Linked DNA regions of Homo sapiens: region 1 is linked to region 2. Evidence: chromatin loops called from intact Hi-C (ENCODE). Cell type or tissue: IMR-90. All regions are shown on one strand. Each heading gives the region's core, and the rest is flanking DNA. Links, peaks and the distances in the headings are about the cores only.

Region 1 (5,383 bases), core at 238-5,237, 50 kb before region 2:
TACAATTCCACGTGGCTGGGGAGGCCTCACAATCATGGAGGAAGGCATGGAGGAGCAAGTCACATCTTATGTGGATGGCAGCAGGCAAAGAGAGTTTGTGCAGGGAAACTCCCGATTTTAAAACCATCATATCTCATGAGACCCATTAACTATCACTAGAACAGCACAGGAAGGACCTGCCCCATGAATCAGTCATCTCCCACCAGGTCCCTCCCTCAACACGTGGGAATTATGGGAGCTACAAGATGAGGTTTTGGTGGGGACACAGAGCCAAACCATATCAGCTCATGTCTTCAAATGACTACGAGAAACCACGCACATGGATTTGGGGGATACACATAAATTTTGAGTAGGTAAATATGCAAATACAGAAGGTGTGAATAATGGAAATGGACTGTAATAGTAGTGCCCATTTTACAATGTGCCAGGAATTTTTCTGAAGCTCACATATATTTAATTTTCATAATAACCCTCTAATACATGACTTTTATGAAAATGAAATACATTAATATATACTAAAGCTTTTTTTTTTTTTTTTTGAGACGGAGTCTCACTCTGTCGCCCAGGCTGGAGTTCAGTTGTGCGATCTTGGCTCACTGCAAGCTCCACCTTGCGGGTTCACGCCATTCTCCTGCCTCAGCCTCCCAAGTAGCTGGGACTACAGGTGCAGGCCACCATGCCCAGCTAATTTTTTGTATTTTTAGTAGAGATGGGGTTTCACCATGTTAGCCAGGAAGGTCTTGATCTCCTGACCTCGTGATCTGCCTGCCTCAGCCTCCCAAAGTGCTGGGATAGTAAAGCTTTTTATTAGAAACAATGTAATGATATTTATTGTGCTTCATAAGTATAAAAAAATGAAGACAGAGATTTCTCCAAAGTAAGTCAATAGGTAGTAAACTCCAGATAACTCCTCTGTAACCCACATCCTTAATCATATTATAATACCATCTGTGTAAGCCATTGCATAGGAGGCAGAACTAAAGAATTTGCTCTAAGAAGCCTTCTCATCTACAGGGCAGTTCCAAGCATGGACCCTGAGGTCATCATTGAACATTCTGGTCAAGCTTTATTCATTTAATTGACAGAAATTGGGCATCTACTACGTTGTAAGCATAATTCTAGGCACTAGGGACAAAGAACAAGATAATGAACAGCACGATGTTTTTGCCTTCATAAAATTTGCATCAAGATAGACACAGGAAATAAACACATATATAATTTCATATAATGATAAGGGCGGTAAGAGAAACAAAGCAAGTTAGAAGAGCAAAGGAAGTGTTACTGACCCTCCCAGGAGGTTATTGGATCCTAATGGGTTCTTTCCCTGCCCAGTGTCATTTGTGCCAATAGAACCAGACCAGGTTAAGTAAAGCAGAACAGAAACTTTACTCGTGATCAAAGAATGATGAAGGGGAGGGGAGCTCGTGCTCAAAGCACCATCTCCCTGGAAGTCAAGTAGAGGGAGATTTAAAGGGCTCCCAGGACAGGTAGGTGGAGACTGGGGCAGGGATTCCTGGAAAAACGTGGGCTCTTCCAGGAGGGAAAAGAGTGTGTGCAGTCATGTCTTTTTGTTTGCACCCAGCACCTTTTGTGCCTAACAAGGTACATTTCTCCCTGCTGGGTGGAGATTTTAGTATGGTAATGAAGCAAGAAATGAGTTCAGTGCACCTATGCAAGAGTTCAAGTCAAGGCAGCACTTCTGCACTTAGTTGGTCTTGTGGCTAACTCGCAGTTTCTGGCATTCTGCTTTCTTATCTGTAAGCAAGCACAGCTGCAAGCACAAGTTAGTTTCACAGGTTTTGGGGTCTCCTGAGAGCATCTAGACCATGCTATGGTAATAGGTGACAGAAGGCCTCTCTGAGGAGGCAACATTTTTGCTGAGACCTAAAGGAAGTGAGGAAACTATAGGCAGAAATATCTTGAAGAAGAGCACTCCAGGCAAAAGGAACAGCAAGTGCAAAGGCCCCGAATTCGAAACAAGCTTCGGATAGTGTGAGGAACAGCAAGACGGCTAGGGTGGAAGGGGCAAGGAACTCAGTGAAAGACAAAAAGTGAAAGAATTAGGCAGTGCCAGTTCATATGGGATCTTAGCAGTCATGGTAAGGAGTTTGGATTCTAAATGTGTCAGTAAGTCCTTAGAGAGTTTTGAGCAGGGAAAATAAGTCATATGACAAGTTGGTACAAGATCCCTGGTGTAGAGAATGGCCTGCAGGAGAGCAAGAGTAAAAGCTGAGACACCATTTATAGGCTCAGGAGGGAGAGCAGGGTTCATCTGAGAGTCAGCAGTGGAGGAAGTGAGAAGCAGGTAGTTTCAGAACATATTTGAAAAGCAAAGCTTTAAATGTGGAGTGTGAGGGAAAGAGAGGAATCAGGAACGTCTCCATGGATCTGGGCCAGACTCCTAGGTGATTGATTGTTGGAGTCTTTTGCTAATTGGGAAGACAGTGATAGGAAAAGAGTTGAGGAACAGGAGAATCCATAGTTTTCTTCAGACTTTCACTGTGTTTTACTAAATCCTAGGTTCTAGGGTTGGGTTTTTTCTTAAAGAAAAAAAAAAAGAGTTAATTTCTGGGTCTCCTGGGAAAGATTGCCCTTGACACATAGGAATAAATAACTTTGGGTATTAACTGAAACCCCCATTTAAACCTTATCTGAACACTAAATATAATCTTGTTCATTACATAAATAAAAACTGAAGGCTTATGTTACAATTTGCCTGTCCCTATATACACACATGTACAAACATGGCTAAATGAAGACACTTGACAGTTACAGAAAACCCTGACAAGGAACGGTAAACAAATTAGCTTTGCTGAGAAATACAGCTTGCACTCATCCAAAGCCTGCAATGAAAAAAAGTCCAGACGAAATCAGCAAGTATATTAGTTAAAAAAAAAAAAGAAGAAGAAACAAACAAAAAAAGGAAATATTTTGGTCAACTATTTACCCCAAAATGGATTCAAAAACAAACTAAAAATAATTCTCTAAATTCCAATACCTCAAGTTCACCACATTAGTTTCTACAAGAACCAAACTCATTTCCTGTTTTATCCATAGGAGGAAACATTTTTTTCTCCTGCAGACATTTTAGTGGAATATATGAGCCTTTGCACAAGACTGAGACTCATATGATTTTCCTCTCTGTTCTCGTAGAAATTAAAAACAGACTGAAAGCCACAGGGCCGTGACTATTATAGGTCTAAATCAGATCTTAAAATAGAGTAAAGGAAGTGAAGCAAGGCTTAATAATCAGCATAATGCAACATAATATTTAGTGTTTTAATAGGACATCTCTGTTCATTAATGCATTCAACAATTATTTTTGAGACCCCATTATGTTTCAGGCACTGTACAAGGTGCTCAGCACACACCAATGAATAAACCCATCTCACTTCTTGCCTGTGTAGTACTTATAGTGTAACACTGATAGTAATAAAACATTTATCTGAAACAACTTTCAGAGCCGCCAAGACCAGAACCTCTGCACTCCCCTTAGAACAGATTTCTCAAGCTCAGAGCTGTTGACATTTTGGACTGGAAAAGTCTTTGTTGTGGGGCTGTCCTGTGCATTACAGGATGTTTAGCAGCATCCTTGGCCTTCACTTACTAGATGCCAGTAGCACTCTTTCCCCCTCATTAGTGACAATCAAAAAATGTCTCCCTACATTGCCAAATATCCCCTGGGGAGAAAAATTCGTACCTATGTGAGAACCACTGACTTTAGAGGATGGTGAAAGCAATAAAATTCTGTCTTTTTCTGAGATCTCCTCATTCATTCCAGAAAGGTGCCTTTGCCAAATGAGAAGTTCTAGGTTAATGTGGAGGGACCAGCCAGTCCGAATAGGCTGAATTGGATTTAGAAGGCATCAGAATCAACTTTCAAAATATAAAGGCAATAACTGTTTCCGATGAGAAAAATACCAATTTTCAGGGTATTCATTTATTCAACGAAAATGTTACTAAATGCCTACTCCTCTATGTGCCAGGCACAATTATAGGTGCTGTGGATAGTGAACAAAACACAACAGAATTCCAGTCTTTGTGTAGCTTATAGTGACAGAAGGCATACAAGTAAGTAAAATGTCTATAGTATGTGAGAAGGAAATATTTTTAGGATATGGATAAATAAAAGCAGGGAAAGGGGATCAGTAGAGGAGGATAATTCAATTTTTGTAAGGTGGTCATCTAAAATAAAAGCCCCAAAAGACATAAGGTGAAAGTCATGCAAATATCTTTATTTAAAAAAAGAGAGAGTGTTCCAAGCAGAGGGAGCAGTAAGTGCAAAAGCCCTGAGGTAGAAGCTTGCTTGGTAAAGGGCTGGAATGATGTGAGCTAGATTGAATGGTAGGAGATAAAGTTAGGCAGTTAATGGGAGACATATTTTATTGAAACTTTTAGGCCATTGTAAGGACTTTGATTTTTCACCACAAAAGATTTCAAGGGGTGGTCAACAAATATTTTCAGTTGTCCTTCCATGCATATAGAGGATTATATTTTCCTGCACCCTTAAAGTTAGGTGTGACTATGTGTGAGAGACTGGGTTAGTGCTCCAATTCTTCCACCCTTTCTTTGCTTTCACACCCTTGCCTGGCCTCACTATAGACAGAATATAGTTCTCTGACTCTTGGTTGTAGTTTTGGCCATGGGGCTTGCTTTGGACAACAGGATATAAGTACACATGATGCATGCAAGGGTTTGAGATATGCTTGCCCAGTGGGGCTTTCTCTCTTGAATTTCTGCCACCACCCCCAAAAAAACATGTCTTGGCTAGCTTGTTGAATCTAGGAGAAAGATGAGAAACATGGTGAGCAGAGCTGCCCCAGAGGACATGCAGCTTCAAGCAGACCACCTAGTCTAGCCCAGTCTAAATCACTTGACCCCCAGCCAGCCTGGAGAGGCATGACAAACAAATGCTTATTGTTGCATGCACTGATATTTTGTGGTGGTTTGTTGCACAGCACGGTACCTCACTTTAGCCATTAAAATGAGAGTGGAAGTGAGATGTGTCAAGTCTGGGTGGGAGTAAAATCTTTAAGAGTCACTGCATATTGCCTAGTCCCCTTCTCCCTATTACAGAGAGGATGGAAGTACATGTCAAGGCAGAGCCTCTACTACCCTAGTTCGCTGAGTGACTGTGTTTAGCAGAGCCCTTCATTACCCACACTAAACATATTGCCTGAGAAAGAAAGAAAAAATCTGTGGTGTTAGCTAACGTTGTTTCTATTTTTGATACTGCAGCATAATGTTGTTTGACTGATACATGAAATCTCCATATGATTTTGAGGTAAGGAATGACATGATTTGTCTCATATGTAAACGACTTTGGCTATGTTGAGAATAGACTGAAGTGGGTAGGGGCAGAGGCTAGGAGACAAACTGGAAG
Region 2 (5,383 bases), core at 310-5,309:
GTCTGTTGTTTTAAGCCACTAAGTTTATGGAAATTTGTTACACAGCAATGGAAAACCAATATAGGCCCCTATCCATGAGTTACATTGTAGTAAACACCTTTCCTACATTATAGATATCTCATCTAACTCCTACAGCAACCCTTGAGGTAATCACTGTGTCCATTGTCAGAGCAAGAAAACTGAAGCTCGGCTTCATAAACAGAAGCAGCAAGGATTGATTCCTTAAATACTGTGAATTCCACTCTCACTTTATTTGAATTTGTGACAGTGAAATTCACAGTATTCTTTAAACATTTTACCCCCAAGCGATGCTCTTTCCTCTGAATTGCTTTGCCTGTCCTAATAATTTTATTTATACAGGCTGATGCTGGTGACTTGGGAATAGTATTTTTATCCAAACCATTTGGCTTCTTATAGGTATGAGCCACTGAGGGAGCTATTTTTTATTTAATTGTGCTTTGGAAAAATCAAACGTAGCCTTGAGTTTTAAAATTATTAAGCTTACACTTTTTCACAAAATAGAAATGGAGTAATATAGCTCTGTCCTTCCGTTTTTTAAAGCCAAAAAATGTAAGAATGGAATGTACTGGCTCACTGCTCCCACGGTGTCCTTACCAGCACAACTTACCCCATCCCTCCCTAGCCCACTCTTGAGGATACTTTCTTGCCACTGTCAGGCTTACTCCTGCCTCCTAGACTGAGGAAAGAAAAGCCTCCTGGTTTGGAGCTCATAATCAAGTCAGCCTTGCTGCAGGGCTCATTTTAAGCCAGTATCCTGGACCAGGTGAGTCTTTTTATTCATCTCTGCTTTGTATCCAAGTTCCATTTATCAGGTTACTAACTGGCCCCATCATGCATTCCTTCAGTAATTACTTTATTTTTAGCACTGCCAAGAAAGCAAGTCTTTTCCTACAAAAACACAGGATTTCCAGTGGGGTTAAATAAATGTGCCTATGTTCTCACTTGAGACAGCAAAAAGGGAAGGAGCGAAAATTGTGGAAAGAATTGAAGACAGAGGGTAGAGGGTAGGGTGCCAAGTGTGGGGGAAAACTGAATTATGAATATTAAGGAAAAATGAAAAATAATATTAAACTGAAATGGAGAGAAATAATATAAGTGAGAATAGAAAAACATAAAACAACCTTCCCCAAAACAAAGGATAAAGAAAAAAGAATTCAGGGGAAGCTGTAAATATCTAAGACATAGCAGCAAGGGCCTGGGAATACTTATAGTGTTTGAAGTTCTGAGCTTTATTTCGCTGCAGTGAGGATCTTAAAGATGCTTAAACATATGAATAAGCAACAAAGTAATGTGACCGTTCAGCTACAGGAAAGGGGTCCCAATCCAGGATCCAGACCCCAAGAGAAGGTTCTTGGATCTCTCACAAGAAAGAGTTCAGGGCGAGTCCATAGAGTAAAGTGAAAGCAAGTTTCTTAAGAAAGTAAAGAAATAAAAGAATGGCTACTCCATAGACTGCATCCACGACGGCTGCTGGTTGCCCATTTTTATGGTTATTTCTTGATGATATGCTAAACAAGGGATGGATTATTGATGCCCTCCCTTTTTAGGCCATATAGGGTAACTTGCCATGGCATTTGTAAACTGTCATGACGCTGGTGGGAGTGTAGCAGTGAGGACGACCAGAGGACACTTTCATTGCCATCTTGGTTTTGGTGGGTTTTAGCCATCTCCTTTACTGCAATCTGTTTTATCAGCAAGGTCTTTATGACCTTTATCTTGTGCCGACCTCCTATCTCATCCTGTGACTTAGAATGCCTTAACCATCTGGGAATGCAACCCAGTAGGTTTCAACCATATTTAACCAGCTTCTATTCAAGATGGAGTTGCTCTGGTTCAAACGCCTCTGACAGTTTTCAGAGATTATTGTCAATTCAGGAGTCAAATCATTAGAGACTTTACAAAAAATCAGATGAGGGTAATAAAACTTATGATAATATAATATTGACATTTTAACACTAGGTATAAATATTGTTCTAAGCATTTTAACTAATTTAATCCTGAAAAAAAAAGTCCTCTATAGTTATTACTATTTTTATGCCTATTTTACAGATAAGGAAGCTGAAGCTTTGAGAATTTAATTTGCTCAAGGGGAGGCCAGGACAAGAAATAATGAAGAGTCCGATGTGGCAGGAATGTAGGAAACAAGTCAATGATGGAAGATAAATATGGAGACGTGATGAAGGCAAAATTCTGAAGGGTCTTAGAGCCCATTATAAGACGTTTGGTTTTTATGGTTAGTGAGAAGGAAAACCATTGGGGGTGGTTGGGCAGAAGAGTAATATGACTTGACTTATATTAAAAAAATAATTTGGTGGCTAGGTTGAGAATATATGTAAGCAGGAGTGGGGTTGGGGGTGAGTGGCTGGGGCTGTTTATATCAAGGGTGGATCCAGGCAGACCAGGCAGGAAGGCATTGCAATAATCCAAGCAAAGGGAGAGGGTGTCTTGGTCACTAAACTGATGCCAGATATGAATTAGCTATACTAGAAGATAGTGAGAGATGGTACATAAAATCATACACATTTATTGCAACTGTATGTATTCCTTAATTACAATTTACTACATATAGACTAATCTAGATGAGCGCTTTCTAGGTACTCTTTAGTAAATTCATAGTCAACTCATAATAATGAATATGGTGGTCATTTTTTACAAAGCAACTTCCTGTGCATTACTTTGAAAACAATCCAATAAGGTATATGTGGCAAATACTACTCCTGCAATTTAACATGAAAAAAACAGACTTGGTGAACTTAGAGCTTGGCTTACCAGTATAATATCAACTATACGTCCTTTCTCCACTGAACTCAACTTCCTAACTAAGCTTGTGCCAAGGGGCATTTCAAGATAAAAATGAAAAAAGAGGCTACATCTTCCAGGATAAAGACTTTGGTCTGAAAGTAACATGTGCATTAAAAGTTCAACTTTGATAAAAGTTACAAATCACTATACAGAAGACCTATTAAATGAAATAGACCCCAAATAAACACAACAAAGGCTTTTCTTTTGTAAGATGATTTTAAGTTAAAATACTGAAGAACCTTTTGAGAAAGTGCTCAGAACATTTCCTCTGCTCACTGCAGCTGCAAGAATCAGCACAAACATCCACATCCTATTAGCTTTGATTTCCAACTCATGGAAACCCAACCTGTCGGTTTTTCTCTTTTTTCCCAATACATAGTGACATTAACTCAGCCTTTTCTTCAGAAGTCTTCTTTTCTTGGCTGTTAAATAGATTATCACCTCTCTCATGACAAGGCCAAGAATCAGGTGAGGCACTCATCTTGAGCACAAAATTTAAGGGGGAAAAACTCAATGATCAAGACAATATTTTAATGTGATTTTTAAAAAACCAAAATCCATAGAAGAATATCACAGGCTAGGCGTGCTTGCTCCTGCCTGTAATCCCAGCACTTTGGGAGGCTGAGGTGGGCGGATCACTTTAGGTCAGGAGTTCAAGACCAGCCTGGCCAACACGGCAAAACCCCCATATTTAATAAATATACAAAAATTAGCTGGGTGTGGTGGCATGCACCTGTAATCCCAGCTACTCGGGAGGCTGAGGCAGTAGAATGGCTTGAACCTGAGAGGCGGAGCTTGCAGTGAGCTGAAATCAGGTCACTGCACTCCAGCCTGGGCAACAGAGTGAAAGTGTGTCAAGAAAGAAAGAAAGAAAGAAGGAAGGAAGGAAGGAAAGAAAGAAAGGGAAAGAGAAAGAAAGAAGAAAGAAAGAGAAAGAAAAAGGAAGAAAGAAGAAAGAAAGAGAAAGAAAAAGAAAGAAAGAGAAAGAAAAAAGAAAGAAGGAAAGAAAGAGAGAGAGGGAGGGAAGGAGGGAAGGAGGGAGGGAGGAAGGAAGGGAGGAAGGGAGGGAGGGCGGAAGGAAGGAAGGGAGGAAGGAGTCACAATTTTAAAGACAGTGTCAGTGTTACTGAATAACCTTTTGCCTCAAGTTCCAATAGGGCTGAGTACAACACTGGAAAGTGATATTTCCTTCTGATGTTTTATGTTTCAATATTCTTTCTGCATGTATATTCAGTAGACGCTATAGGTAGTTTATCTCAGGTGAGGCTGAAATATAAAGAGAATAAGAATGGAGATAGGGCAAATCTTGTGTCTTACAGAATATATTGGCCACTCCATGTTTTTCCTTTAATATGTTACAATTCTCTAAAGCATCACAAAATGAAACCTGTCATCATCTTAATCTCTGTTACACAGAGCAAACACCAAGCAGGCATGACCACGCCCTCCCTACACTGGTAGTTGAGATGCTGCAATGCAGCATATTAAAAAATAGTGCTGACTTGTATGGCACCACTTTGCTTATGCTCTGAATGCTGGAAGTAAATGCTGACTATCTGGAGATAATAATAATATGACTTTTGAATAAGCAAGGCACAAACAGCAATTATACAGTTAACACAAGCTATGACTGTCAAGCAATTGTTATGCTTAGCACAATTGCTTGAACCATTAATTAGAGTACAGCATTTCCTCTTGAGATAATGCTGATTAAAATGTACATACACTCTTCTGGAAGATAACTTCAGGGTTGACGTGAAAACAGCAAAGACAGATTTCAAATAAATACCTTTGCAACAAAGGTATTTTGTACAGAGGGGAATGCTTGTCTCCCTGCCCTGTTGAGAGCTGATTATCACAGGGTCATTTTGTGGTTGGCTGGGCAAGTTTTCCAGAAAGATAAAAGAGATGAAGAATGAGGATAGGAGTCAACTAAATTCTTAGCAGCTAACAAACAATTTTCTTTGGAGTTGACTTTCTCTTTAATCTTTTGTAATTGCAGATACATAATTCAATGTGCTTTTATAAAATATACATGCCATTTTCCCTGTAAACAGGTATGAGAGCTGACCTCAGCAATTAGCAAAATCCTCATACACACTGATTTAACCGACCCAGTGTGCATCCAGAAACCACTGCAGCATGAGTTTGCGGGGACTTTGGGGTCTTTAAATACTCATTAAACATTACAACTAGCTAGGACTCTTTTGGGGGACCAATGGAGGCGCTTTGCTGAGCTGCTCCCTGATGTTGTAAAATGCAAAAAGTGAGTAAGCAGTCACAGTGCACCCTGCTTCCTTATAGTATAGGGCCTCGCCCTTCAAACTGTCATCTGAGGACCAGCAGTATCAACATCCCCACAGAGCTTGTTAGAACTGCAGACTTGCAGGCCCTACTCTAGATCTATTGCATCACAATTTGCATTTTAACTAGATCTCCATGTAATTATTATGCACATTATAGTTCAAGAAGTACTGGCCTAAGAACATTTTGCTCACAAATCTGGGCTTAGAAAGCCATCCTTGTGACTGGAGGAAAATATCGAAAGAGTGACATGATC

What was found. Hi-C counts contacts between places; a loop is a spot of excess contacts. Peaks named below come from ENCODE experiments on the same cell type or tissue, not always from the same donor. Only the 100,000 strongest peaks of a DNase experiment are listed, where the experiment ranks them.
Region 1: it touches region 2 in a loop (5-fold over the local background); 3 of 110 quality-filtered maps call a loop at or near these places.

What each region holds. Positions count from the first base shown.
Region 1 is chr11:103,895,125-103,900,507 of GRCh38, reverse strand. It overlaps PDGFDDN (PDGFD downstream neighbor), which reads left to right. Exons shown (of 4, transcript XR_947960.3): 2 at 5,239-5,284. Among named protein-coding and RNA genes, the nearest start is that of PDGFDDN, 9.1 kb to the left of the region's middle. RefSeq lists an enhancer at 1,973-2,232. In IMR-90, for the core only: no CTCF peak of the experiment used is centred there; no DNase peak of the experiment used is centred there; H3K27ac peaks cover 175 bases.
Region 2 is chr11:103,844,815-103,850,197 of GRCh38, reverse strand. LOC102723862 (a long non-coding RNA gene) reads left to right here and starts at 647. Exons shown (of 4, transcript XR_001748346.2): 1 at 647-784; 2 at 2,071-2,254. It overlaps MIR4693 (microRNA 4693), which reads right to left and starts at 292; the gene lies at 218-292. In IMR-90, for the core only: no CTCF peak of the experiment used is centred there; no DNase peak of the experiment used is centred there.